2 separate regions of the Homo sapiens genome follow, and region 2 is linked to region 1. A link is a loop called in an ENCODE intact Hi-C map of the cell type or tissue named here. Cell type or tissue: heart left ventricle. All regions are shown on one strand. Links, peaks and the distances in the headings refer to the core of each region. The heading gives the core; the rest is flanking DNA. Region 1 has its middle 8.3 kb from the start of HNMT. Region 2 has its middle 12 kb from the start of LINC01832.

Region 1 (14,966 bases), core at 3,060-11,059:
GAATGAGTCTCCAAAGTAGGTTCCATGAGGCACAGTATATAATTTCCTAATAGAAGGATGCATGTGGTACAGAAGGTGGGAGAAGCAGGGCCATGAAGCAGCAGTTACATTCCTATGATTCTGACTGGTGCTCAGTGACACTATCCATAGGTGATATATATGCATAAAGTGTACATGCAGTTGAGCGGGTAGGGACTAAGGTTAGGCATCTGAGGATCTGGTACAGGGTGAGTGATTCCATCTTGTCTTTGTTCTACCTCTGATACACGTTTATAACCTGTACCTGTCGGTGAAATACTTAACAAACTGCAGTTACGCAGGTAAGAGGTCAAATTTAGTTTATAGGCCTAGGTTTTATTACCCATGTGCCTGACTGCAACCATCGTGGCCACTGTTAAAATTTTCTTTTGATTTTTTTTTTTATGACAAAGCCTATAGGCCCTTGAGGTTTAAAGATTACACATTATAAAATTTCAGCCAGGTACAGTAGCTCATGCCTGTAATCCCAGAGCTGTGGGAGGCTGAGGTGGAAGTATGGTGGGAGGCGACGAGTTCAAGACTAGCCTGGGCAACATTGAGAGACCCCATGTCTAAGAAAATAAAATAAAATAAAATAAAATGTCAGTGTCATATCAGAATTTAACCACAGAGCTGTGGTATAAAACAATGCATCCTCCTGTGACAAGAGCTAGCTGTTTTTACATAGAATAGACTAGCTTAATTCATTCACATCCAGGAAACAAGCTCACCAACTGATTTAAGATTTTATGCTGACTGTAATAGCTATAATAGTTTCATCTTGTATGTACAGAATAATTTATAAAGGCACAAGGTGATACTTATTAGATCATTTGAGCCTCACAGGTGTCATATGAGGTTGACAGAAGAGTGTTACTCATGTTCTATTTTACAGAGAGAAGGATTTAAGTTCAGCAGAAGTAAGGTATTTGTCCAAGATGAGATGACTAAGAAGTGGCATAAATCAGATCTTCACTGGGTCTCCAGGATCCAGGTAACAAATGGAAGCAGGACCAGCTTTGGCTGCTGAGGAGATAGCAGGCAACTGCTAGGACTCTTTACTACTAGATATTCCATGGGAACCTGGAGGACTTGGGGCTGGCAGGTTCTGTCTTGGTATCCAGAGGAAGTCTAGAAAAATTCAAGAAACTTAGTAAAGATAAAATAACTTCTTTCCTGCCACCCACATGTAGTTTCCAAACTTTTTTTTTTTTTTTTGGTGCAGCAGAAATCCTTTTTCATAAGAAAACTAAGTTGATCTGCTCTGGTTGCAGGAGAACCCAGGGAGCTGCTGGCTTGGGTTGACTCTACCCTCTCCACATGGCTCCTGAGAGACCGCAGAATGGAAAGGTTCCAAGAAATACGGTCAGAAAAAAATTGTTTAAAAACACTTGCAGTATTCAGGATCCCTCTTTATAAGCAATAGAAACAGATGCTAGCCCACCTAGGCAGAGAAGGTATTTATTTGAATCCTCTGAGTGGTTTTGCTTCACTCACAGCATCATGGGGAGGCCTGGAGAAGTGGACCTGGTAGCTGCTTGCCGAACAGAAGCCTGAAACAGCACCTGGAATAGGTGTGGTGAGGAAAACTCTGCTTCATGTCTTGTGCTCTACTGGGCCTTGGTGCTTTGAGCCCATCCATATCTCTCCCCCGCGTTACTGAGTAATAGAGGACATGGCAAGCACAGTAGCTAAGAAAAGAGGAAGTAATAGGTGGACAGAGTCACCGGGAGAAAGACAGGAAAAATGAGCAGCCTGAAATATTTCAAGGAATAACTTAAAGAATTGTATTTTTCTGAAGCAATATGGTGACATAGATACATAGTGGCTATTGACTTTGATTCTGAGAATAAATGTTTCCTCTCACAGCCAACATTCCATCATCTATAACTTCTTATCATTCCCCAAGAGCAACAGGCTTTTTTTTTTTTTTTTTTTTTTTTTTTGAGACAGAGCCTTGCTCTGTTGCCCAGTCTGGAGTGCAGTCGAGCGATCTCGGCTCACTGCAACCCCCACCTCCTGGGTTCAAGCAATTCTCCTGCCTCAGCCTCACGAGTAGCTGGGATTACAGGTGTGTGCCATCACACCTGGCTAATTTTTTTATTTTCAGTAGAGATGCGGTTTCACCATATTGGCCAGGCTGGTCTTCAACTCCTGACCACAAGTGATCCACCCGCCTCAGCCTCCCAAAGTGCTGGGATTACAGGCATGAGCCACTGCACCTGGCCTAAAATTTCTTGATGTGTTTATTTTTTAAATGTTTTTAAAATTTCAATAGCTTTTGGGATACAAGTGGGTTTTGGTTACATGGATGATTGTATAGTGGTGAAGTCTGAAATTGCAGTGCATCTGTCACCCGAGTAGTGTACACTGTACCCAATATGTAGTTTTTCAATTTCTCGCCCTCCTCCCACCCTTCCACTTCTGAGTCTCCAATGTCCATTATCCTACTGCATGCCTTTGTGTACCTATAGCTTAGCTCCCACTTATAAGTGAGAACATGTAGTATTTGGTTTTCCATTCCTGAGTTACTTCACTTAGGATAATGACCTCCAGCTCCATTCAAGTTGCTGCAAAAGACATTACTTTGTTCTTTTTTATGGCTGAGTAGTATTCCATGGTGTATATATACCATATTTTCTTTATCCAATCATTGGGAGATAGGCACTTAGGTTGGTTCCATATCTTTGCAATTGTGAATTGTGCTTAATAAACATATGTGTGCAGGTGTGTTTTTGCTATAATGATTTCTTTTCCTTTAAGCAGATACCCAGTAGTGGGATTGCTGGATCAAATGGTAGGCCTACTTTTAGTTCTTTAAGAAATCTCCATACTTTTTTCCATAGAGGTTGTACTAAATTACATTCCCACCAGCAGTGTGTTAGCATTCCTTTTCCACCACATCCACACCAATGTCTGTTGTTTTTTAACTTTTTAAGTTAAAAAACATTCTTGCAGGAGTGAGATGTTATCTCTTGATGCCTTTCTTAATGCCTTCTGCTGCTTGGAAATTCGACCCTGCCACCTACACATTTCTTTCAGAAACTCTTAGCTCAGAGGTTACCCATGGTGAAAAGCATGATTCATACCTCAAGTCAAACTTCCACATCCTAGTCCTGCGACCAGTGGCAATTCACTGTTCTGGGCCATGGTCTCTTCATCTGGAAAATGCGGGCAATGCAGGTTGATGGAGTATTAAAGAAGTTAATTGAAGATGACTATAAACTATAACACAGTTTACAAATATAAGGTATGATTATTATAATATCCTTCTCTTCTTCTCTCTCTTTAGACCCACAGGGTTCTTGCAAAAAATAAAAATAAAAGAGTGAAAGCATGCCCCTCTCCCACCCACACACACTTTCCCTATGATCCTTTTCTATCAGCACATTCTCCTGACTTTTGGAACATTCCTTCTCAGGTCTGAATTCTTTAATCACCATAATTAATCTGAGGCCTTGGTTCTCAAAGTTGGTGTTTTTCTGTTTGTTTTGTTTGTTTGTTTGGTGTGTGTGCAAAGGAAGAGAAGTCAGGAAATCCCAGCAAAATTTAAGGAAGTGGGAAACTGAGGAGAGGTGGGAAGAAGGAATTAGGGAGGTGGAGGGGACAGGTTAAACGTCAAGTCTACTGATAAGCATGTCTAATCTAAAGCGAAACTGACACACTTGTTCAAAGTTTCCAAGTTGACAATGTTCATTTTTTTATTTTTAAAAATTTACATACAGTAAAATCCATTCTTTTTAGTGTACAGTTCTAGGAGTTTTGACAAATGCCACTGAGATGAGAAGTCTTCTCCCAATCGAAAGTCTTTTCTTGATCCAATGTTTCGTGGTCTCAGGGGCTTCAAGAAATGAAGCCATGGACTGCAGCGGCGAGTGTTACAGCTCAATGAGAGAAACACGTGGATCCAAAGAGTGTGCGGCGGCAAGATTTATTAAAGTGAAAGGGAAAGTAAAGCTTCCACGTGGTGGAAGCGGACCTGGAAGGCTTGCCGTTTCTGGCTTGGGTGTCTTATGCTTATATCTCCTTATGATCCCTCCTTTTTTCCTTTTTTAGTCCTGTAGAATTAGCTTATTTTTTATCCACTTGTGGATTGGCGGGCCTGATTAGTTAAAAACATCAGGCTGCAGCTAGAGCTTAAACTCCCTATATGATTGGTTGAAGTTTCAATACCTTAGCTTGCAGCTATGACTCATTTTGGCTTAGGGGCAAGTCCCCTTAGGGAAGTCCCTATTGACCCAGGAAGTCCAGCCAACTTAGCCAATTAGTCCCTCACCACCATTATTTTCAGAATGCAGAATGGTGCTGTCTCTCCATACAAACTCCCTCTTGCTGTTCCTTTGTAGCTCACCCTCCCACAGCCCTTAACCCCTGAAAGTCACTGATCTTCTCTGGTTCTCTCTTGGAATTTAAAAATTTGAAATGAAAATTTTTTACCTGAGCAGCAGATGTGATTTACCTCTTACCTCAGTATTGCCTGTGGTCTGGATTTTTGTCGTATGTACTTATAGTAATAAAGTTTAGAGAAGAGCTGTTGTCTTCAGAGCATTCCTATCATTATTTTGGCAAATGCTCTTCCGTCTGGGTGCTAAAGGAAGGTCCTGAGGGTAGGGAGGATATATTGTGTTTGCAAAAATGAACAAGATCTCATAGAAAGGCCATTTTTAGCACAGAATTGCAACACTGGTCTAAAATTAAAATTGCTTCTCCATGAGAAACAACCTTTATTAAAGTAAGTACAAATTCTTTCAGGAGAATCCCAGATTTGATATAATTTTTAATTAAATTTCTCAAAAGCTGGAGCTCATTTATTCTTCCCTCTGTCTGCCACCTAGCAGCAAGCTGCAACATCCTCTATTCATGGGGATCTTGCTTTGAATTCTAATTTCAAGTTGAGTTTTCATACATAATTTTGGCTCATTCCAAATTTACTGAAATTATTTTCTTGAATATCATCAATATCTACTTTCGGCTCACATTTTCACTATGGAAGTCTCCCTGGATATGGCTATTAAGAAGTTTGAGCTATATCTCCTTTCAATACTGGATTGCAGTTAGTATTTTAAAACAAATTAAACAAAACGAATTCCCCAAACAAATTCAATTCCAATATGCATTAATTTCCTATCCTGACTAGAGATAAAAAGGTGATAAAAATGAAACTTAGAAAAATGATTCTAGCAGCAATATTATGAAAAACATGAGCTTTTCACTGTTTATCTGACTAGTAAAAGACCAAATATGTACTGTGAAAAGTTTTAATCAACTTTGACATTTTGTTCCTGGTCCAAACTGAGGGTCGGGCAGCTATCCCTTGCGCGCCAATAACAAGATGCAGATGAATTGGGGAGAAACAGAGTTTTTATTTCTGTAACCAGTCACAGGGAGAAGGCCTGGATCACCAGACCAACTCAAAATTACAAAGTTTTTCAGAGCTTATATACCTTCTAAGCTATATGTCTACATGTAAGTGTGCATTCATCTAATGTTGTAAGTGAATAACTTCTTTTAATCCGTAACTAAGGCCTAAGTCCTGAAGACCTTCCTCTGGAGCCTCAGTAAATTTACTTCATGTAAATGGGTCCAGGTGCTGGGGTGATTACCCTTATCTTGTCTCCTGCTAAATCATGGAGGTTTGGGGAGTTCCCACAGACCTCCAATAAACTTGTTTGTGGAGGCCTGGGGAGTTGCTTCAGACCCACAGTAAAACTTGTTTAATCCTGAATAGGTTCTGTTAAGAGTTCCTTTGTTATTTTGTCATGTTTTAAGGCCCAGGAAAGGCCTAAGCAAAACTCTTGGTGGGCATTTGTTACATTCCAGCCTTTATATAAGGGTACTGACTTTTAATATTTAACTTAACCACTCAGTCAGTACTGAAACAGTTGTTATGGAGGCCTGCATTAGTGAGACCTGGCCTGTCACAATTTCAACCAGCATTTCATTAGGCACCATAACTAGAAACACAGTATAAAACAGAACATACACTTGTGAGAGGCAAAAATCACTGTACTTTTAAAAATTGTCTTTACTTCCTTTTTTGTTTGTTTTAGTAGTATGGAGTTTTGGAGACAAGATCATCTACAGATCAATTCAGAATTATCAAATAGCAAATTTTCAAAAATTATTGAGTTAATCTCCATAAACCTTCACCATCTTTGACCCAATCTGCATTTCACTGCTGCTAGAACTGGACCAGTGGAAGTATTAATTTGGAGTAGTAGAGCAGAGAGTCTTTAAATACACTTTTGGGAACATTATGCCTCTGTTTTTAACCATGTGTTTATTAACTACAAATTTCAGTTGATGGCACAAAATGTGTGCCAAATTGATAACTCTGGAATGTATTTTACCAGAGATCATCTCTGAGCTACTTGAGCTGACTGACACCCCATGTATAATGTCTGATTATACAACATCCTGGGAGCTACTTCTTCTATAGGCATTGACTATATTTAAAAACAACTGCTTTGGGAGGCCGACGCAGGAGGATTGCTTGAGGCCAGGAGTTCAAGACCAGACTGGGCAACAGAGTGAGACTTCCCAATGCTACAAAAAAAAAAAAAAAAAAAACTTAAAGTAGCCAGGCATGGTGTCTTATGCCTGTAGTCCTAGATACTTGGGAGGCTTAGGCAAGGGGATTGCTTGAGCCCAGGAGTTCAAGGCTGCAGTGTGTGGTGATTGTGCCACTGTACTCCAGCCTGGGTGACTGAGTGAGACCCTGTCTTTAAAGACAACAACAACAACAACAACAACTCTTAGAGTCCTATGTAGGAAATAATAAAATAAACATTGAATTCATATGCATTTTGTTTTTAATTAGCCATATTTATAAACAGACTTTAATTATTTTCTACTGCCTGAGAACATATGGGTAATTACTTTGATCCCCTTATGTTTTCCAAATTGTTAGTGCATCACAATGGTATAATCTATGCTTAGAAATGCAAAGTAGCTTTGAATTTGTATTAGGGAAGGAGGAGCACCAAAGAGTCAGAGAATGAGACACATCGAGTGCCAAATGTCTTACAAATGGCATCCTAATTCAAGCCTGAAATATGAGCCGTGTCTCTGATTAACAGGTGTAAACTCAAGTAGTCTTAGAATTTTAGAACTGGAAATGAATGATGGCATCTAGTTCTCTACATCTGAAGAAATTCAAGGCAACTGAATTAAGTGCTTGCTCAAAGTCACACAGGGAGTTAGTAAGCAGTGTAACATGGAGAGAAGCAGGAGCGGGAGTCGCCCATTAGTCCATCTTCTGACCCCCAGCGAGCACAGGAGGAGAAAGGGACAGACAGCTCTGAAATTCTCAGATCTGAAAAGGAATCCCATCATCATGGGACTCCTAATGACCTCCCATTATCAGGTGCCCGCTGATGAGTTTCCCAAAACCCTGATACATTCCCAAGAAATAGTTTTCAGCCAAATACCCTCATCAAACAAAGTCAGTCTTCTTTAAGAGTTCATGAGTACTAGCTCTCATTGACCTGTAGCTATCACAATAGACACCTTTTGTTTTCACTATTTTATCTGGCATTCAGTGAGTACTTAATACATTCTAGGTATTTTGCTTTATGCTTTTTTTTCTTTTTCTTTTTCCACTCACAACAAATTAATTTACTATAGTAGGCACTTGTTCTGGTTATTGACTGTTTGATGCTAGATACATTTCTGGTCCTTCCCATCCTCTACTAGGTACTTCAAAAAGTTGAATCCTACAAGTTATATCACCCATACTTCCTTGCCAACTGGTTTTCAGCTAGTTTTAGTAAAGTGGGAAAATTGGTAGAGATGAGGGGTCAGGAAGAGGAGACACTGGGTACTTTTGCCCATGTCCTGATGTTTCAGGCAGCATCCTCAAGAGCGCTTGTTCTACCTCCCACTATGCAGCTTGAGCTCCAGAACTTTGGTAACACCTGCTCCTACAGGTGGTACAGGTGGCAAGGGCATCCTGCCTTGAGGACTTGCTCACCTTCCTTGTTTGCTTTTCAGTTCTTCCAACACCTTTATCATGAGCTACCCATATTAAAAATTATCTCTGGAATCCTGGACAGAGATTTTGCCACTTGTATTGAAACCTGACTAATACAGCATTATTGTGTTCATCCCATAAATGAAGGAACTGAAAGTTAAAGATGTCAACCTCACACCAGAGAGTTTATTATATGCCAGGCACTAGGCTGAAAACCTGATACACATTATTTCTTTTAATCCTCACAAATTTTTATGAGGTAGGAATTATTATCTCTATTTCACAGGTGAGAAAATAAGGCTCAGCCAAATCATATTACAAGGCATCTCAGACAGGAGAATGTTCTAGCCCAGGAGAATGTTCTAGTCCTGGGATTTGATAGACTATATTTTTTGGTATATTGAGCAATTTTTTGGTATATTGAGCACATACTTCTTCACCAGATGCCAGAGAAGTTTGCTTACCACAACCCCTCTGTTTATAAAATTCCTTTTACATGAAGCTTTTCCCTTCACCAGATCCCCACCTCCACACTGGTGCTACCCCTTACGGTAGTCACTGAAGATTGCATCATCTGTAACATGGACAGTAAGACAAAAGCTCATTTCATGAATTGTATTATTGGATTTTGGTTTGATTTTTTGTTTTGATAGCTGTCCAGTTCTTGCTAATTTTCCAGGTTCTAAATACTTACTGACCTTTACCTTTGAGAGGAGATCTAGTACTTTCAAGGTGACAAAATTTTTTTTGATTATTAAAAGGAAAGTTAGTTCACAGACTCTTTCTTTTTTGTTGTGCCTTATTCTTTGTTCACATCCTTAAATATTTCAAAATAGCTTTATATCGCTAGAATTTCACTGATTACTCTTTATGTCTTTTAACAGGATTTGTCTGTCCATCTGCTCTCTTCCTTCTCAATTAATTATCCTCCAAGTATTTTGTCTCTATCACAAGATGGTTTGGTTTGTCCCTGATTGGGTATTTTGGGCCTTTCCTTTCTTAAGTTAATTAAAACAAAACTATTATAAACTCCACATTAATAAAGCATAATTGAAACAACTAAGTCATTAATAGTAACAAGATACATGGCATTATTACCAGCTGTGTGACCTTAAGCAACTCACATTGGTAAATTTGCCTAATAACACGATGTCAAGGGGCTGCTTACCCAGAGACTATCTTTAGGTTATCATTTATGATTTATTGACAATCTTTAGATACAGTGGCTCTACTAGCTATGAATATATATACAACTACTTTTAGTTTCACAAGCCCACAAAAATTTATCTTTTTAAAAGATGGAAGGCATTTAACTAGAACTTCAAGAAAACTTAAAGATCATCTCACCTCTCATCTTTCCACATTTTTTTATATATGGAAAAAAAAGTTTAGAGCAGATTTACCTAGTAAGAGGCTAGGCTTGTATAGCATTCCATTTTCTTGCTTCTTATTTCCATATTTATGAGAAACTTATCTAAGTCTCCTGTAGAATGTAAGATTCCTGATGCCTATTATATTTGGCTGAAATTACCAGTCTAATCAAGCTCTAAAATTTTATGTGCTATAATTCCAATCCTTCCTTTGAGACCACACTTGGGTCAATCTTCCTGATAACTTTCAAATAAGCTAGCAGATCAAGTAAATCAACCAATTTGTATAAAATACGTCTTCCTCCATTCTTGTCAAGTGAAAAGAAAATGTGATTCTTTGACCTATTTGACTAAGATATTTTAACAATATTGCTGTTAACATATACCTATGTAGTATGCTACTTAGATGATGGGACATAAGAATAAGAAGCTAGACCAATGAGCATGGTGTTCAGAAGACTAAAGACCAGGATGAATAGAAATATCTGAACAATGCTGTGTAGAAGAAAATGGGTCCTGAAGACTTTGCTACTGTTTTTTCTTCTCTTTTGTTCATTTGTTTATTTTTTGGTATACCACATACAGAAGAAGAAAAATGAAAAAGGGAAAGCCTTTGTTTTTTGACCTAGCACAGATGGTGTTCTATTAAAAGGTGATAGAAAGAACACAGAATTATTCCACTTTCTCTTTGCTTCTATCTTTCTCTTTGCTCCTATATTTTGCTCCAAAACAATCTTCATATTGGAAAGACACAGAGTGGTGAGAGGTAATATGGCATAATTTTTTAAATGAGCCTTGGAATCAAACATTAATTTGGACCGAGGCTCTTCTCTTAGGAGTTATGTGGTCTTAAACTATTTATCTGCTCTGAGTCTCACTTGATGGTGTCAATAGTTCCATCCCCCAGAGTGTTAGAAGTATATAAGGTGCTTTGACACAGTAACAGCTTAATAATTGATATATAATAGGGGATGGATGCCCAAAATAGGTAAGAAAATAAATAAGAATTTTAAATTAGGCAATAATTTAAGGTCTAAAAAAATTACATTTCAATGTGCTGAAAGAACTTATAAAAGTAATACTGATGTCACTGCTGGTAACTTTTGAAAAGTCATGGCAAATGATAGATGTGGTAGATTGTTGCTTCAATTTTCCAAAAAAAAGGGAAAAAAAGATTTTCAAGATTCAGTAATTCCAACCAGCCAGCTAGAAGGAAATTCCAGATGCAGTATGGATTATGAAACAGATATTCTATATGCAATTTTAAAAGGAAGTTGTGATTGCTGAAACCAGCACTTAATCAAACACAAAACATGCTGAAAGCAACAAGATTTCCTCTTTTTTTTTTCTTTTGAGGGGCTGCAAGACTAATCAGAGAAATGTCATCGCCATGATATATTTGCATCTGAAGAGGACATGTGACAAAGGTTTTATGAATCTTTAATATACTAATGTGCATTATGAATATCCAGAGGAAGCTACTGAATTCAGCACTTTTTAAATTATTTGACCATGGAACCCATTTTTTGCAGAGTAAAATCTGAAAGAAGTTGGGTTGGGCATAACTTTGGGAAACACTAGTATATGCCTGGAAAATAAATCTCCACTTTTTATGTAGCTTTGGGGATATTGTGTTTATTTTCAAACATCATCTTTTAAAGGAACCCAGACAAACTAGAATCTTTCCAAAGGAGGGGCCAGAGTAATGAATTATATAATGCTATATTGTAGAATAAATAGTTAGGAACTATAAAAGAGACACCTGGGGAGTAAGGTTGTCCTGACAGTTGATTTCAAGTTTCTTAATGGTTGTTATATGGAGAAAGAACTGGATTACTTCTGTTTAGTTTAAGCAACCAGAAATAGGAGTAGTATCTAAGAATTATAGGGCAGCAGGTTTTGGCTGAATAAAAAATTGTTGTGAGAGTGCTAGTCCTGGGGTTTGACAGACTATAATTCAACAGCAGTCCTGCAGTTTTTGGCTAGGCAGCTTAATCTCTCAGAAACTTGGTTTTCTCATTTGTAATAGGGGGAAGCTGATGGAGGTACCACAAAGAGTAAATCCTACATTAAATTTGAAAAGATCTGTACAATTCCTGGCACATAGTAAGTGCTCAATAAATGGAATTCTGGTGTTATTGGTAACATATAGAGCTACTCAATAATGAAAAGGATGGAGGACATCTGATAGCAGAGAACAACTCAATAGTGTAAATGTTCAAGCATATTCTTAATTATTTAAAAAAGAACTGAAAGTCTACTTCAGGCAACACATCACGGGAAGTAGCTGTGACTCAGTTCCTGTCTTTATGAGCTAAGTCACATGGGGACAAGCAGGGGAGTTAAGGCAAATATATTAAACAACAATAACACAAGGATGAATGCTTGCAAGAATCTCAGAAATTACGAGCGTGAGTGCTGATTATTTTGAGGGAAATATGGAAGGCTATATGAAAGTGGTAGCATATGAAGAATAGAAAATTTTTCAATGGATGCGGTAAGAAAGGAAGCAGCATGTTACAGAAGGGACTATTATGAGGAGATGCTGTAGGCAAAAAAGCACAGGAATGTATCCAGAGAAGCAGCACAGTTTGAAGGGGATATAAATGCAAACTAGAGGTAAATGAGACACAATTCTGGATAATTATTGGGGGGGCTACAGAATGGATCTTGTACTTGACGTGGGGGTCAGTGGGGAGACTAAATATTATGAGAGAAAGAAAAGAGTGTCTTTATCCAAACTTACTTAAAAAAAAACATGAAGTTGACAGTGGCAATAAAATTGGTTAGGATCTGTGTGATTCCTAAAGCAGGAAAGCCAATAAAAAAAAAAACCACACACACTATAGTATAACTGGCCAGCCAAATGCAGAAGGTTGAAACCGCATCCCTTCTTTACACCATATATAAAAATTAACTCAAGATGGATTAAAGACTTAAATATAAAACCCAAAACTATAGAAACTCTGGAAGACAACCTAGGCAATACCATGCAGGACATACACATGGACAAAGATTTCATGACGAAGACACCAAAAGTAATTGCAACAAAAGCAAAAGTTGACAAATGAGATCTAATTACACTAAGGATCTTCTCCACAGCAAAAGAAACTATGAACAGAATAAATAACCTACAGAATGGGAGAAAATTTTTGCAAACTATGCACCTGACAAAGATCTAGTATCCATTATCTATAAGGAACTTAAACAAATTTACAAGAATAAAAAAAAGACATGAAAAAGTGGACAGAGGACATGAATAGACACTTTTCAAAAGAAGACATACATGCAGCCAACAATCATATAAAAAAAAGCTCAACATCACTGATCATTAGAGAAATGCAAATAAAAACTACAATGAGATACCATCTCACACCAGTCACAGTGGCTATTATGAAAAAGTAAAAAAATAACAGGTGCTGGCAAGGTTGTGGAGAAAAGGAAACACTTATACCCTGTTGGTCAGAGTGTAAATTAGTTCAACCATTGTGGAAGACAGTGTGGCGATTCCTCAAAGACCAAAAGACAGAAATCCCATTCAACCCAGCAATCCCATTACTGGGTACATACCCAAAGGAATATAAATTGTTCTGTTATAAAGACACATGCATGTAAATGTTTATTGCAGCACTATATGCAATAACAAAGACATGTAATCAACCTAAATGCTCATCAGTGATAGTCTGGACAAAGAAAATGTGACATATGTATATCATGGAATACTATGCAGCCATAAAAAATATGGGATCATGTCTTTTGTGGGGACAAGGATGGAACTGGAGGCCATTATCCTTAGCAAACTAATGCAGGAACAGAAAACCAAATACTGCATATTATCACTTATAAGTGGGAGCTAAATAATGAGAAAATATGGAAACATTAGATGGGAACAACACACACTGGGGCCTATTGAAGGTGGAGTGTGGGAAGAGGGAGAGAATCAGGAAAAATAACTAATGGGTACTAGGCTTAATACCTGGGTGGTGACATAATCTGTAAAACAAGCCCCAATAAAACATGTTTACCTATGTAACAAATCTGTGCATGTACTCTTGAACTTAATTTTTTTTTAAAAAAAAGCACAATAAGTGAAAAATAAAGAGAATCTCAAGTAAGGTGGAAACAGTGGAGACGGAAAGGAAGTCCTCACTGGGATCCACATGAAGAACTGGCTCTGTTGGAGAATATTTGACAGCAGGCAAGGGAGGTGATGGTCTCAGAAGACCAAGTTTCAGTTAAGGGAGGCCTTAACAGCAGCTTTCCAAGAGAAAGTCATGTCAGGAGTATTCCTCAGCAGAATAGCAAACAGAGACTCTTACTAAACTTTTATTCAATAGATGAATACATTATTGGCCATTTTTGGTTTTGGTTAAAGTGAAACAAAAACAGATAGATGTTACACATGAATGAATGAATGATTTGGGTTGAGCTCTAAAGAGAAAAATGGAAGATGGTAATAGAAGCAAAAGTTTGTCAGAGCCCATCTGAGGAAAGGGAAGGCTGGTTGGATAGAGATGTGAGTAAAGAACCAGCAAAGACCTTATCTAAGGATGAGTGAAGGGCACAGGAGCTAAATCAGGGCTTGGCCAAATAAGGCCTGTGGCCAAACCCAACCCTACCAACCTGATTTGTGCAGCCCATGAGCTACCAATAACTTTTATGTTTTTATATGGTTAAAGTAAATTCAAAGAAGGATAATATTTCATGACATGTGAAAATGATATGAAACTCAAATTTCAATGTCCGTGAATAAAGTGACGACTGTTTTTGTCATTTTATATATATATATTTTTTTTGCAGAGGGACTGGCTTGCACTTTTTAAACATTAGTTATATTATTCTCAGTACAACCCTATAAGATAAAATTCATTCCCATTTTACTGATGAGCAAACTGCAGCTTATGTTTCAGCCAAAGTCAGACAGTTCATTAAGGGCAGAGTCATCCATGGCAATCTGCCTGTCCAGATATTACACTTTCCCCCGGGGTAAAAGCACTGGCTCTAAGAATAGTGAGAACAAAACATACTTATAAAAGGGAGTTGGGGGCTGGGAATGGTGGCTCACGCCTGTAATCCCAGCACTTTGGGAGGCCGAGGCGGGTGGATCACTTGAGATCAGGAGTTCGAGATCAGCCTGGCCAACATGGTGAAACCCTGTCTCTACTAAAAGTACAAAAATTAGCCAGGCGTGGTGGCGGGTGCCTGTAATCCCAGTTATTCGGGAGGCTAAGACAGGAGAATCACTTGAGTCCAGGAAGCGGAGGTTGCAGTGAGTGGAGATCGCACCATTGCACTCCAGGCTGGGCGACAGAGCGATACTCTGTCTCAAAAAAAAAAAGAGAGTTGGGAAGTGTTTTGAATGCTTAGAGGGCAGCTTGGGAACTCAATTAGAAGAAGGGACGGTTTAAGCAGACATATTTCTAAGAGACTTATATGAGTTAACTCATTTGATCCTCAGCACTCCTCCATGAGTTGGATGCTATTATTAACAACCCAATATTAGATAAAGGATGACCTTCTTAAAGACCTCTTCCCAGGAAAAAGACTGTGTGTGGGTACTCTGAAGCTTTGGCTCTTCTGGTGGGGACACCACTGGGTTTCCAAAG
Region 2 (16,507 bases), core at 3,939-11,938, 130 kb after region 1:
CCATATAATTTTTGTGAGATTCATCCAAGTTGTTTATATCCGTGGTTCAGTGGGTTTTTTTCCTTTTTTTTTTTTTTTTTTCCTGACTAGTGTTCCACAGTATGGTTATGCCACAGTTTGTTTAACCATTAACCCATTGAAAAACATCTGGGCAGACTCCAGATTTTGGCTAATACAAATAAAATTCCTGTGAACATTCGTGTACAGGTTTTTGTGTGAACAAATGTTCTCATTTGTCTGGAATAAATACCCAGGAATGCAAACGATGGTACATACAGTAATTGCATACTTAGTTTTATAAGAAACTGCCTCTTTTCCAGAATGGCTGTGCCATTTCACATCTATACCAGCAATATATGAACAATCTAGTTTCTCTGCATCCTTGTCAGCATGTGGTATCATCACTATTTATTATTTTAGCCATTCTGGTAAGTGGATAATAATATTTCATTGTGGTTTTAATTTGCATTTCCCTAATGACTAATAATGTTGAACCTTTTTTGTGTAGTTATTTGCCATTTGTATAGCTTCTTCAGTGAAATCTCTTCATGTTTCTTACTCATTTTTTAATTGAATTATTTGTTTTTTACTGTTGAGTTTTCATGGTTTTTTATATAGCCTAAAAACTAGTCCTTTGTCATAATGGATTTTGCAATGGTTTTCCTTAGTCTGTAGCTTGTCTTTTTTGTCTCTTCATATGAGTTTTCACAGAGCAAAAGTTAATTTTGGAGATGTTCAATAATTTATCAATTATAATTTATAATTTATAAAAAATAATTATCAATTTTTCCTTTCATGAATTGTGCTTTTTATGTCAAGCTACAAATATTTTAAAGAAGGTTTCATTAGTCAAAAAGCAACTTTAGGAATTGATAAATTATAGTATATTCACACAATGGAATATTACACAGTAATGAGAACAATTAATTTCACAACAGGCAAAAGTATGAATGAGTCTCATAAATAGAATGTTGATCAAAGAAACCAGACACAAAAGAGTACATACTATACAATTCCATTTACATAATGTCTTAAAAGTATCAAATTATGGTGCCAACTTTTAGAAGAGAGATTACCCTTCTGAGGTGAATAATGGGGTGCCAAGTAGCAGGAGAGGGTGTCTGGAATGCTGAGGTTGCTCTATTTTCAATCTGGGTGAAAATTACATGAGTGTAATCAGTTTATGAAAATGCATCAAGCTATACACTAATGATATGTATACTGTATACAGGTTGTATTTCAGTTTAAAAAAATAAAACCACACAGAAAGTATCTTTTATAAGTAAGGGCAGTGCCATCCCCCACAATTAAAGAAGAGTGATATCCCACACATGACAAACCTTCTGAAATTTTGCCTCCATCACTATTTGTTGCAGGAGCATCTCTAGCAAATATAAAATGATTCTACCTAAATATTGTTGAACTGTCCACAAGGCAGTTGGTTTTATTTGGGTTATGCAGTTTTAGCTCTAATTTGTGATGAGATTAAGAGAAACCTTAAGGTCGCCTAGCTGGAAGTCCAATACTCTGCAGACACATGCATTGTTTCTTTTGCAAAGCTCTTTGGCCCTTCAAGAGCTAATTTAAATAATCAATTTTATTGATGTATAATTTACGTGTAATTAAATGCACCCATCCATTTTAAGTATATGGTTCAATGGATTTTGACAAATGTATACAATTGTGTAATCATCACCACCACAATCAAGATACAGAAAATTTTCATTACTCTTCAGAAGCTCCTTGTGTCTCTTGAAGTCAATCCCCCATCCACTTCCCCTCCTGACCTAAGGCAACCATTGATATGCTTTCTGTTGCTATGGATTAGTTTCAATGCAGAACTATAGGTCTAGAATATCATACAAATTAAATCATGCACTGTGTCCTTTTATTTCTGGCTTCTTTCAGTCATTATCTATGTTTTTAATATCCATCCATGTTCTTGCCTTTCTTTTCTTACCACAATTTTTTATGCATTCACTCATTGATAGATGTATGACTTGTTTCTATTTTTTTGTTTTGTTTTATTACTTAAGTAAATCTGTTATGAGCTTATATGTATAAATCTTTATGTGGATACATCAGGATTCTTTGGCAAGAAGAAATAGAAAAGGAATATTCCAGGACCATAAGTTCAGATGCCATAGGGAAGTGGCAGGTAACACAAATAAGTGAAGCAGATTAGGTATAAGATAAAAGGTATGATGAGGACTATAGCAACTTGCCGCAAATCCAGTTTTTAACTCTTAACTTATGGAAATAATGTGAAGAAAGCTGAAGTGATTACACACAACCCCCTCAAAACAAAAAGTACTATAGATCAACTAATTCTTTGGATCAGATAACAAGCAACTCTTTCCAGAACTTTTACATCCCATAGGCTACAGTATCATTAAGAAAGAATAATTAAGAAAATAGGACAGGCAAGATGGCTCACACCTGTAATCTCAACAATGTGGGAGGCTGAGGCAGGAAGATCACTTGAGGAGGCTGAGGCAAGAGGATCACTCGAAACAGGAGTTTGAGACCAGCCTAAGCAACATAGAGAGACCCACCTCTACAAAAAATAAAATAACCAAGAGTGTTGATGCATGCCTATAGTACCACTACTCCAACTACTCTGCAGTCTAAGATGAGAGGATCACTTGAGCCCAGGAATTAGAGGTTGCAGTGAGCCACAATCACATGACTGCAGTCTGGCTTGAGTGACTATGAGCCCTGCCTCAAAAAAAAAAAAAAAAAGAGAGAGAGAGAAAGAAACTTGGTTTTAGGGAGCTTCAGCTTTGAATTCATGATCTACAGCTACTAACTGTGTAAGCATGTTTCTTCACCTTTTTGAACCTTTTTTTCTTAACAAAGGAAGAATAATAATATTATTCACTTCATAGCACACAGGCAAAGCAGCATATCTGGAATTCTAAACATTCTAAAGTTATAGCATAAACTACAATTTTATTGCTCGTCTTCCACATGCCAGGCCTTGAGTGAGGCCTCTTTACTCTCCTCATCTCATTCTATTAAATCCTCACACCATTTGCTACACAAGAAACTGAGGCCAAGAGAGAGTGAAAGCCCTGTAATGAGAGTGGAAATCAAGAAGCACTTGCTCTGGCTGGATTTTTCCAGGCTTCCTCAAAATATATGAGATAACAGCATAACATTTTTTTTCTTCAACTTTTATTTTAAGTTTATGGGTACATGTGCAGGCTGTGCAGGTTTATTACATAGGTAAACGTGTGCCATGGTGGTTTGCTGCGCAGATCATCCCACCATCTATGTATTAAGCCCAGCATGCATTGGCTAATTTTCCTGATGCTCTCCCTTCCTGCAACCCCACTGACAGGTCCCAGTGTGTATTGTTTCCCGCCATGTGTCCATGTGTTCCCACCATTCAGCCACCACTTACAAGTGAGAAGTTCATGTGGTGTTTGGTTTTCTGTCCCTGAGTTAGTTTGCTAAGGATAATGGCTTCCAGCTTCATCCATTTCCCTGCAAAGGATATAAACATGTTCCTTTTATGGCTGCATAGTATTCCATGGTGTATATGTACCACATTTTCTTTATCTAGTCTATCATTGATGGCCATTTAGGTTGATTCTGTATCTTTGCTATTGTGAATAGTGCTGCAATGAACATATGTGTGCATGTATCCTTATAATAGAATGATTTATACTCCTTTGGGTATATACTCAGTAATAGGATTGGTGGGTCAAATGGTATTTCTACCTCTAGGTCTTTGAGGAATTGCCACACTGTCTTCCACAGTGGTTGAACTAATTTACACTCCCACCAACAGTGTAAAAGCATTCCTTTTTCTCTGCAACTTCACCAGCATATGTTGTTTTTTGACTTTTTAATAATAGCCATTCTGACTGGCATGAGATGGTATCTCGTTGTGGTTTTGAGTTGCATTTTTCTAATAATGAGTAATGTTGAGCTTTTTTTCATATGTTTATTGGCCACATAAATGTCTTCTCTGAGAGTGTCTGTTCATGTCTTTGGCCTACTTTTTAATGGGGCAGTGTGTTTTTTTCTTGTAAATTTGTTTAAGTTCCTTGTAGACTCTGGATATTAGATCTTTGTCAGATGTATAGATTGCAAAAATTTTCTCCCATTTTGTAGGCTGTCTGTTCACTCTGATCATAGTTTCTTTTGCCGTGCAGAAGCTTTTTAGTTTAATTAGACCCCATTTCTCAATTTTAAGCATAATAATTTTTATTGACCTTAGACCTTAGACATATCTCTACATTTGCCAAGGACTGGGTACATTTGCTGGTAAGCCCACTTCTTCGCAACCATTTCAGTTTCTGTCACTTGGCTGATACTCCGTAAAAGTTCCTGCAGGCAGAGCTTTTCTGAAAACTTCTCTTCGGCAAACTCTATACTGTCAAAAGTGAATCTCCTTCACTGGACTGTAAGCTATTTCCCCAGGACCTTGTACAGTGCCTGGCACATAGTAGGAAGAAATCATTTAGATGAAGCACAATTTGAACATAGTTCTCCTCACATTGAATTTAGCAACCAGAATCTTTAGATAAAGAAAAGTGTTCACTTCTTAATTTTATTTTGTATATCACTATAATCTTTTTAGTATCTTTAGTAGCTGAAACAACCACTCGGGTGGTTTTAGATGACTTTGTGACCAAATATTTGTAACATCAACTCACTTATTTTTAAAATGATATTACTACCCCTCATTAGATCTCTGTTATTTCTTTGTTTATAAAATGAGGGTGTGGATCAAATGATTTATCAGATCCTTTGCATCTTAAATTCTCTATAATTCAAATAGCACCCACTGGTTCCTCTTATCTCTAATAATTCTGGGGTAACCTGGCACACTTTTCTTATGCAGTTTCCCTTAGAGCAATGGACTAGCAACATCAACAACAACCAGAAACTTGTAAGAAGCACAAATTCTTAGAATTCACTCCATCTCCACAGTCTATTCTAAGGAGTGTTAAGTTTAAGAACTGGCCCCTGCTTCAAGAGATGACATCATTCCTCTCCCTTCAGTCTGAGTCCTTTTTTCAAACATCAACACTGGCTCCAACACTGCAGCAGCTGCCAGCAAACACCTCCCTGTGTTCTTCAGAGAGGAGAGCATCTGGAGAGTTCTTTACATTCTACTTGTCCTGCCTTTATGACCCAACACAATGTCTTTGTCAGCCTCATTAAAGAATTATAAGGTTAATTTTACTTCCCCCCAAATACATAACCTCTTTCCAAAATGGAGTGTCAGTTGATAAGCAAAGGCTGCCTGGCTAAGGAAAAAATGGAGAGAGGGTGTTTGTTGTATGCGTGTGTAGTGAAGGATCAAATCAGAGACTAAAAGTCAAGCAAAGCTACTGTGCAGGCATCACATTCATGAAGAAGCTTAAACTTAGAACTTTGACATAATTTTTAAATCACTTTGTATAAACTCACAGAAGTACACTGTCAAAATTGAAAGATGGCCATCATTTCTCTTGTGTCTCATACTGGATCACACTGCCTGTAGTGTATTGTGAATTATTTAAAAAATTAAAATTTACCTCATAGACAACATAATTGTATTGCAGTGGGTTTTCATAAAGGTGTTTAATCTGTTAGTCTATTAAATTCTTGGGGCCCATTTTTGCAATTATTCACTGTAATTGACCAGGATCCTCAATATATTGACTTGCCCTGTCCACTCTGAGGGGCTCTGGGGAGATACTTAGGATGCTCTATGTGTAAGGGCCCAACATTAGGCCCCAGATGGATACAATTCAACCTATGCTAATAACTTCCCCCATAAAACTAAACTCCATGAAGCATTCAAGGCACTTCCTAATTTTGTGTCTTGTTTAATTCTCTTCAAAAGTCAACAAACATTCCCCAAATTCTCACTGTTGCCAGACCGTGTATTAATGCTGAGGAAACAAAAATGAAAATGACAGACTGTATTCTCAAAATGCTCACAGACTGCCAGGGAAAAAGACTTGACCAATAGGCACAATTTATTATAATAAATACCGTAAGGGTAGTATGTACACAATACAGAAATTCACTTTAATTAGGGAAGAGAAAGCTTGCTGAAAAAGACATGCCCCAAGTAATGGTTCTGGCACATTGCCATTACACTTTGCAGCACAGGGACAGTTCTGGCAGAAGCCAAGGTGTCTGAAATCAGAGCTATTGCAAGGAGCCACAACAAGTAGCTGGGTTTTGCTGCAGGCTAAAGGGAGTGAAGGGGGAGTGGGAGCAGATGAGCCCACCTCTGCCTCATGGGTTTCTTAAATCTCTAAACTGCTCATTCACTCCAACACCTATTCCACATTTGTTGACAGCTTTATGGCCAAGAAAATCCAGGATACTGAACACAGGGACTTGTTAAGCTCCACCCTGCAGGTCTGCCGGGGCACCCAGAAGCTGGCACCCAGGCTACTCAACAGCCTGGAGGCTGACACCAAGCTCCGAGTTCTCCTGCCTGGAAGGTGTAGAAGACCGAAAAATATTAAAAAAAAAAAAAAAAAAAAAGTTCTGCGTTAGTGCAAACAGATCCGTATATCAGCAGAGAGTTATCAAGGTTAATGAGAAAAATTATCTCATCGGAACAACCCCCAGTTGGAGGCACCGGCGCCGAGCTGCAGCCTCTCTAATCTGGGAGAGCTGGGTCTCCCGTGCAAAGCGATCCATCAAAGTCACTTGCTGGCCTTCCCGCCTTCCCCAGGAACATGGCCCCCTTCCTCTGGCTGGGAAGGAAAGCAGGCAGCAGTGAGGGGAAGGGTCCCTGCAGTGGGCAGCAGAGCACAAGGGGACACCAGGTACACAGAGAAGCAGAAAAGGAAACAGGGGCCGTGCCCCAAACCTCCTGGCTGTGAAGAAGCCAAGAACTGAGGATGCCCAAGCAGGTGCCAGAGGAAGGAGAAAAATGTGTGCCTTACACACACACACCCGCACTCTACAGCACACCACACATACACACAACATGGGCATATACTGTACACTCACCCACCCACCTGTGCGCACACACACACACCCGCACTCTACAGCACACCACACATACACACAACATGGGCATATACTGTACACTCACCCACCCACCTGTGCACACACACACACACACACTCTATAGCACACCACACATACACACAACATGGGTATATACTGTACACTCACCCACCTACCTGCGCGCACACACACACACTCTATAGCACACCACCCATATACACAACATGGGTATATACTGTACACCCACACAAAGGTGCACACAGTACACACATATGCACACACAGTCATGCTCTGCGTCCTGCTGTCATTTGTTTTTAATCTCTCGTCCTTTACGGAAAGTAACTCTTTAGCCAGACACATTTTCATAAACACTTGTCCTTATGGTTCCTTTAGCAAGAGCATGGAATCTCCACCTGCTGCCCATCCTGCGGGAAGAGATTTTTTTTGTTTGGTGGTGTTGGTTTAGTTTTGCTTTGTTCTGGGGAAGGCAGGAGGCAATAAACAAGTAGAGGGGAAGTCACAGCTTTTGCAGAACCATCCAACATGCGGCACAGTGTGCCAGACCCGGGGCTGTTCAAGGTTCCCACCTCCCTCATCGCCCACCTAGGTTCGCGTCCTTGCATTACCTCCTTCTGGGAACTGCAAGCCTATCACCGGCAGGGGCCATGCCCCCGACCCCGACCCCGACCCCTTCTAGCCATGCCTCCCAGATTCCAAGCCTCTTCCACTCATTCTCAAGCCCCACCTCCTGGAGGAAGCTTTTAGCCTTCAATGATCTTCCCCCACTGGGGCGTCCTGTATTTAAGTTAGAGTAACTTCACGACTCTCCAGTAAAACACAGTTTAGCCAGTGATTTATATTGACTTAGATTCTCACTAGATTTCAAGCACGTCAGTCTTGACGTGTTGAGCCAGTTTGTAAGCGACTGCAGGGCGTAATCAGCTTTCCAACGCATTCTGGCATGCTCCTTCAATTCCTGGTGGAATGGGGAGGCAGGTTGGGATTCTAATCCTAAAGCACGGCCAATAGATTTTATTATACATACATACATATGTATATATATACATACATACATACATACAGCGGCTTCATTTAAGAAGCTACCTGTTTTTCTAAATATTCTGTTTCCAAGCATTTGCTAAGAACTTTTGAAGATGGTTTAGACTTACAAATTGTTCTGCAAGCACAGAATATAGTTGTCGTAATCTTCAGTGGTGAAGCCATTAGGAATGGGAGACAGAAGAAAAGTCTAGAAGGGATGATCCTTATACCTGAAGCTGAGAGATAAACATTCTCTTCAAAGTTTCTAGGTGACTTGGTAAAATTAAACAACTCCTAGAATTCCTAGGCAAATTAGCTGTCCAGTATGATCAAAGCATAGTGCAATTCATCCATTCTTCAGGTATTTATGGATTGCTTGTTATCTATGTTTTGGACTCTAGGCACTGGACATATAACGCTGAACAAGATAATTATGGGACTTGAACTCTAGAATTGCAAATGCTGATCAACACTATGAAGGGACTGCAGCATTGAGATGACAAGGGGGAGGTAAGTGGGGAATGGGGAAGGTGTGGTGAGAATTGATTTAGACAGAGTGACTGAAGAAGGTGAGGACATTCAAATTAAGACCTAAAGAACAAGAAGCAGGCTGACCTCAGAGAGTAGAGAAAGGCAGTTTGTCAAGTGGAAGAGTTGTTTTATTCAGATCTGTAGCCACTTGTTATTTAGGGCAGCTGCCCAAACAATGAGAATCCTGGGTCATGATTATAACAGCGAACTAGCATTTTTTGTTCATCTACAAAATGCCATCCTTAGAATATCACTCCAGGCAAGCTTATCACAAATGAGGAAATGGAGACTCCTAGAGGTAAAGGGAGGGAGTGTAGATTCAGCCTGAGCCTAAAGGCCTCTAGATGTGTGTTTCTTGCTCCTTGCTAATCATACATAGGTAAGTGAGCATGGCTCAGGGCCACCTAACTCCAGACTCTGAAAAACTGTTCAATGGGTATGTCTTACTGATGCCATGTCTGCAAATCAGATCTTAAACACATCACAACTATTCTACTTGTAAAAATCAGAGATATACATAAAGTAACTTTAGGAGTAGGAAAGGGTCAAAGAATTAAGCAAATAATCCAAGAAGTCCAGAATGGCTGCCTTGGAGCTTACTGCTATGTATCATGTATTAATGTTTACTGGAACCTGTCTTGATAGACAATAGACAGTCATTACTGGTTCTTGTCTTTTCTTCCTTCATTCCACAGACATTTTTTGAGAACATGTTATATGCCAGACACCATGGTAGGAGCTCAGGATACAGATAAATACCATGTTGACATCCTAGAATTTACCAATATTATTTTGTTGAACAGAGGAGACACATAAGAAAGGGTGAGATAGAAGTCACCGAAGGATTCTGTAGGGCATCCAGTGCAGCCTGGGAGGAGGAAGTGTTAGAGAGAGTGTCAGTGAAGGCTCCTTGGAGCAGGTGATGTCTGAGCTGAATCTCTGAAGCATCAGTACGAATTAGTTAGGTGAAAGCTAGAGGTGATGAGGATAGTCCAGAAAGAAATAGCACTGAACATCATGGCAATTGCTAGGTGGCCAATACGACTGCCCCTACAGTGTGGGGCATGAGGATAAACACAACAGCTGCAGTTTCAAACCTAACCAAAGACCAGGCCATGAAAAGCTTTCTGTCCTGCCGTAACAAGTTTGAGCTGTACTGAGGACTAAGGAAAATCACTGCAACTAGATAAGCATTGTTTTTACAGTACTCCCTCTGACAACTGTGTGAAGAATGAATTCGAGGGAGGCCAGGTTAGAGGCAGGATGGGGATGAGGTGCCTGCTGTGTGCCAGGCACTGTCCTAGCTACAGAACTCTCACTATGAACAAGACCAAGATGGAGTGAACCAGGTACTTGGAGAGATAAAGTTTCCCTGACAGATCGCCTTTGATCTGCATGACCAGGAATGGGCTCTCTGTGCTGCCCAGCAATCAGGCTGCATGGCCATTCACTCCTCCACCTTCCAGATATTTATCACCCCTCTTCTTCCCTCAAACTGCCTCTTCCTCCCCAACCTCATACTTAGTGGTTGACCTTGCTTCCTACTTTACTGAGGAAATGGAAGCAACCAGAGGGAACCTCCACAGACCCTCAACACCACATCTACCACTTTCAGAGCCTGCATGTCCTGGACCCCCTACCAGACATCAGCAGTGAGCTTCCTGTGCACCTGCTAAAAGCATCTCTCCACGTGGGCACTAGATGCCATTCCCTCTCGCCTGCTCCAAGCAATTCTCCCTGCCTCTTGCAAGACATTTTTCTTTTCCCATGGATTATTCCCATCAGCATACACATATGCTCTCATTCTTCCCATCCTAAAAATCTTTCTCTTGACTCGTTTTTCCCACCAGCTACTGTCATGTTTTTCTGTTCTCTTTGTTGGACATCTCACAAGAGTTGTCCATACTCACTGCCCCAATTTTTCTTCTCCCATTTATTTTTGTAAACCTACTTTCATCATGCTTTAGGCCCCTCTGTTCCACAGAAGTTATTCATCTAAATCCAACGGACAATTCTTAGTCCTCATGTTAAGTGACCTATTTATTATCAACATAATACAGTTGCATAAATCCTCTTCTTAAATATCTTTGCTTGATCTTGGTTCCAAGGCACATATTTTCTTTAGCTATGTTTGCTTTATCTATCTATGCTTTTCTCTATCTCACTGGTCATTTCTTTTTCTGTTTTTGAGAGAATTTCAGATTTTTTCCACGACTCTCTATGTTAGAAAGCCTTAGGGTACCACTCTTGATTCTCTTCTCTCTCTACAGTTGTAACATCTATATGTCAACACCTCAAATATGTATGTGTATATATATATATACACACACACATATATATATGAATAAAAATCTCACCCATTCCTTCAAATTCCAGCCTCACATATGCAACTGCTTCCTTAATGCCGCCTCCGCTAGAACATCTAATAGAAACCTCAAACTTCACATGTCCAAAACTGAACTCCTGGTCTTACCTTACAAAACCTGCTCTATTGGCAGCCTTGTCCATCTCCAGGGATAGCAACTTCACTGCTTCTAGTTGTTCAGACCAAAACTCTTGGGGACTACCTTAGCTTACCTCTGTCTTATATGTCCCACATTCAATCCTTAAGCAAATCTTATTCTACTGTCATGAGGTAGCTAAACTTCTTCTACTTCTGGCCGCCTTCACTGCTGCTACTTGACCAGAGAGCCATCATCACCTATTTCAAAAACCTCCTGACAGGTCTCTCTGCTTTCATTCTTACTCCCTAAAAATCTGTACTCAGTAATAGAACAATCCTCTTGAAACATGAATATCACTCTTTGCTTAAAAAAAAAATCCTCAGTAACAGCAAAGGTACCTGAAATACCTACCTTGCCTTTCCCTTCACCTTTTAAACCTCAATCTACTTTCTCTCCTTTGCTCACTCTGCTTCTGCCATTCTGGCCTTCTTACTGGTTGGTGGGTCTTCAAACTCTTCAGGTATACTTTCTCCTTAGGTTCTTTCTATTGAGCATTTCTGTTTTTCTTCCAAATTTCTCCTCTCTATATTCCCCCACCTCATATAAGTCTTTGCCCAAATGTCACCTTTTTTTGGAAAGGCCTAGTTTGAGCATCCTATCTTAAATGGTAACCCCTGACCCCACCAACTGTCGTGGTGCTCCTTACCCTGTTCTATTCCATAGCACTTGCCACATTTTAATTTACAATATAATAAGGTATTCGCTTATTATATTTTATGTTTGTTATTGCTCTCTGCCAACGAGTATATAGGCTCCTCAAGAGGAGAGAGTAGAGATCCTCAAGAACACATTTGGTTCCCCTGTGTGTCTCATCTACCTAAAACAGAGTCTGCCTACAACAGCATTTAATGAATATTTGCTGACTGAACGAATTTCAGGTAACAAGTCTTAAGAAGAAACTGAAGAACGTGGGCCAAATACAGGACAGTGTCAATGCAGAAAAGGGACAAGATATAAGAAATTTAAAAAGGTAAAAAAGGTAAAATTAAAATACCTCTTTGAGTGGATTCAGTGACAGAAGACAGGAGTAAAGGGTCATTCCTGGGAAGTGTGTCTGCTTAAGCCTAGATAAGCAGGCAGGTAACACAGTTTAAGGAAGATGTGGGGAAAACAGCTTAGATGAGATCAAGAACTTCTTCTACATCAGTGTTTGGGGTGCAGCAAGGATGGGAGGCTGCAAAGATAATTTGGTAAGTGTTAAGACCAGAGTGGCTAGGAAAAAAAAAAAAAACTTTAAGGAGACCCTTAGGAAGGCATCTGTTTTCTGTGACAAAGGAAGAAATGCATTGAAAGGCAATCATTGGGTGTGAAGCAGAATGCTGAGCAGAGAGAGGTCTTGAGGAAATTAATGTAGGCATGGGGAAAGATAAGATGCTGATGGGAAAGTTCAGGCTTATGTACAGCGTCAGGCGCTCAGCAGAGGATGAAGGTCCTGTATTAGTGATAATTCCTGGGGCGCCTTTCAATGGCAGGCTGGGAGAGAAGCAGAGAAAGCAAATAGCTGAGCTCTTCCAGCATCAGATTTCTGTAAGGAGAGGACTTCAGAAGGCTAAGGGGCAAAAGAGGTGAAAAGGAGTGGGATGTTTGAATGTGGGTCATGATATATTGGTTGAATAGGAAAGAACTGATCCTAAACTTTCTAAATTTATTTTTCCTCTTCTTCTTGTAGTCAGTTAAACTTTAGCATACAAAAAGCAGTTAGCAAAATACAACAAAGGCACAACAGGGAGCCTGGCTTATTTTTTCTGTAGGTATTCAAATTTACCTATCTCAAAATACATAACTAAAAAGCACTTTAGATGTTTTCTTAACACTGAACTGTGAATAGTTATAAAACATCATAAATATTCGTTTACATTGCAATCTGCTCACAGAAAAGAGATGAATTTAGTTGCAATAAAATTAAATCGACCAAGCATTGAAATCTAATGGGAATCTTTTGTTCATTTATGTTGCATTGCTAAGGATTCAGGCTCATATTTATTCTTTAACAATAAATATTTCACTTTTTCTTAAATTTATGATCAGTTGAGTTGCATTTATTATTAGCCTCACATGACTGATAAGACTCTGGACAGTATTGTTTATTTGCCTTTTATTGTTAAACTTTCTATTGTTAATTTTTATAACTTGTACAAAGTGTGGAACAATTTTTGATATTTTTGATTTATATGGGGTGTCAATCTTCTGGAACTGTTTCTGAGTTTCTCATTCCATTAAATATAAGGTAGTATGATAAAGGAAAAACTAGGATTCTAAAAGAGCTTCACAGCAACTATACCTGAACTTTCTTAAAATGTTAGTTAAAACAAAAGTGCTATTGGCAAAAGCTAGTCAGCCTCCCTCCCTATCTAATGAATGGAATAACTCAAGGAACAGATGTATTTTTGTATCACATAGTTATCATATAAATCTGCTTTATATCATGATCTTGCTCTAGTTGATGCTATGGTATTCCTCACCATTCTGTCCACATAAATACTACTTATTTGAGCAACTGGTCAGTTTAAGTTCCACTTCCTCTGATTGCCTTCCAGTAGAATATACACCAATCACATATTATGAGCTATTCTAGACCCCACAGCTCAGAATGATCTGAACTCAGCATTCTTCAATTTCTTCTCACACTATTCTCTCCCTTAGACACCATGATCCAGTCTCACTGGCTTTCTTATTAGCTCTTTTCTGCCTCAGGGCCTTTCTTACATGCTCTCTCCTTTGATAGAAACCCTCCTTCTCAGATCTTCCCATGGCTGCCTTCTCATCATTTAAAACTCTGCTCAAGTGTCACCTCCTCCTGGAAGTCTTCCCTGACTACTCTAATAAAGCTCCTGTTCCTGTCACTCCACAAATGCTGATTCTCTAACAAGCCACTCTGTTTTCTTCTTGGCACTTATCAAGTCTGGAAATTATATTGTTTATTTTTGTATTTGCTTTTGGTCTATCTTCTTTCATCCTTAGTGTTATATTCCAAAAGAAGTAAAACATCTCATTCTTCTTCACCAGAGTATTCGTGTGCCCAGACAAGACCCTACCACATATTAGCTACTCCAAAAATACATTACCTTATATTTAATGGTACAAGGAACTCAGGAACAGTTCCAGAAAATTGACATACCCTGTAATTATTTTATGTAGCTCTTTGTCCATGGCACTAAACTTAAGGAAAAAGTTGGGGGCCAGGATGAGAAAACATCAGCTTTGAATCTATTTCTTTATCAACTCAAGAAGACAAGTAGGTAATGCTTCCATTTCCTACCAAATAAGGATTAAATGAGTGATGAACGAGGAAGTGCCCTGAATATACAAACTGTGATTTAATATGATCATTTGGTGGGTAAACTCTTATTATGCCTTGCTATCTCATGTTGTATCATGTTTTATTTCTATATGAGACTTTATGAGAACTTTTGCATATTATCAAATATTCTTTGCAAACATAATTTAGTGACTACATAAAATCCTTTTAAATGTATGGATGCATAATTTTAAATCTTCCATAATATAATAAATTGATCATTTATCTGATTATTGTTTCAGGATGGGTCTCCAAAAATTAATACATAAAAAGATAAATTCTATGCTACTCTGAATAAAATGACAGACTGGTAACATCTTCCCATTATTGCATGAGAAATTTTTTTCCCTTAGCACTCTTAAGGGTGGGAAATAATTTTCTATAGTTGTTTAATGTGCATTTCTTGGATTATAAATGAAACTGAGCATTTTTATGTATTTATTGAATATTTGTATTTCTTTTTCAAAGAATTGCTTGCTGTGACATTTTAACCATTTTTCTCTTGGGTTTAAGGACTTTTTTCATTTAATCAATTTGCGTGAGCATATTATAGATTGATAGCTTCTATTATTTGTCATGAATGTTTCAAATACTTTCCTAATGCACATTTATCTTTAAATGTTATATATGACACAGAATTTTCCATTTTTAAGCTTATTTATTGATGACTTTTCTGGCTGTGATTCTCTTTGTTGCTGTTATGCTTAGACAGTCCTTCCTAATTTTTAGATCAAATAATTATTGATATTCTTTTTTCCCCCCAGTTCTGATAGGATTTCATTAACTTCTAATTTGCCTGAATGTTTTTCAGTAGGTAAAGGGGAAATTTTACTTGTTCCCCACTCCTATATCTAACTAAAACATTGTATGCTCATGTTTGCTTTCATCCTCCATGTACTAAATATTCCATAGGCAGTGCTGCTTGTTCTATTCTGATTTACTGGTTGAATCTAGCACCAACACCATTCTGTTTAAGATTATTAGATAAATTACTACATGGTTTGTCATCAAAGTGAGATCTCCATTTTTAAGTGAGCTCTTTTTCTTTTTAAAAACTGTATTGGCTATCTCTATATGTTTACTCGTTCAGAGGAAATTTAGACTATTTAAGTTATAACAGGTTAACAATTTTTTATTGAAATTATATGAAACCTACAAGTTTATTTGGTAGAATTTTATACTTTTATAATTTCAGTCTTCGGTTACAAGTCAAGAACCTATGTTTCTCTATTTATTTCAAAAAATAAATAGAGAAAAATGCACACTATTATTATCATCTAGAATCAGATCATTAAATATTTTAATATGTAAAGTATCAAGCAGCAGTCATTCTGTTGATTTAAGGTATGGTATATTGAAAAATCCATTGTAAAAATGCACACAATTATTATCTAATATTGTATCATTAAGTATTTTAGTAGGTAAAGGATCAAAGAATTGATAATGAGTGAGCAAGATCAGACCAATAATAATGCAGGTGTGTTAGAGGACAAGGCCAGTCCTAATATCCCTGTGCTAACCATGGTTCTGAGGTGATGTGGATCTAAAACCAATGCATTAAGCAAATAGTTGTGAGAAATAGAGGCTCGGGCCCCAGTCAAAACCAGAAATATAGTCGTTAGTCACTGAACAGAAGTGTTGAGCAGAAGCATTAGCTGATAAAAAATGAAAGACTCAATACAAGATATTATGGCAATTTCAAAAGAATTCAAGACAGAGAAAGAAGGTAATAAGGTGGCATAGAAGTTAAGCTACCAGTCAAAAAGTTTTTTAAAAAGGAAGTACCATAATGGAAATAACAAAATAGTCCCAGAAAGGAGGACACTACTTGCAGTCCTTGGAATCCTAGCCAAACATCATGAACTATTCTATTCACTAATTCCAGGCTCAAAGATTAGCCTTTGGCTGCCTAAGTCACCCTCTTCCTCTCATCATTCTGAATACAGTGAAAGCAGAGCAGGATGGTGATTAGGGCTATGGTCCTGGATAGTCAGTGAATACTGTGAAGATACTGTGAATCTTGTCCTAAGCACCAAGAGAGAGAAGGGAGTGGCCAAAAAACAAGTTTGAGAGAGTCTGCCTATCACAGATTTCATGCAGCTTACAAATTTGTGAATGGTGTTTGAGTGAAATGAGAGATAGGACAATTTGAAAAATT

The links. Hi-C counts contacts between places; a loop is a spot of excess contacts. Peaks named below come from ENCODE experiments on the same cell type or tissue, not always from the same donor. Only the 100,000 strongest peaks of a DNase experiment are listed, where the experiment ranks them.
Region 2: a loop joins it to region 1, with 2.5 times the contacts of the local background. A loop is called at or near these places in 55 of 110 quality-filtered maps.

Annotation. Positions count from the first base shown.
Region 1 is chr2:137,948,735-137,963,700 of GRCh38, forward strand. No RefSeq gene overlaps it. Among named protein-coding and RNA genes, the nearest start is that of HNMT, 8.3 kb to the right of the region's middle. In heart left ventricle, for the core only: no CTCF peak of the experiment used is centred there; no DNase peak of the experiment used is centred there; H3K4me3 peaks cover 762 bases.
Region 2 is chr2:138,081,725-138,098,231 of GRCh38, forward strand. No RefSeq gene overlaps it. Among named protein-coding and RNA genes, the nearest start is that of LINC01832, 12 kb to the right of the region's middle. In heart left ventricle, for the core only: a CTCF peak has its summit at 8,851; no DNase peak of the experiment used is centred there.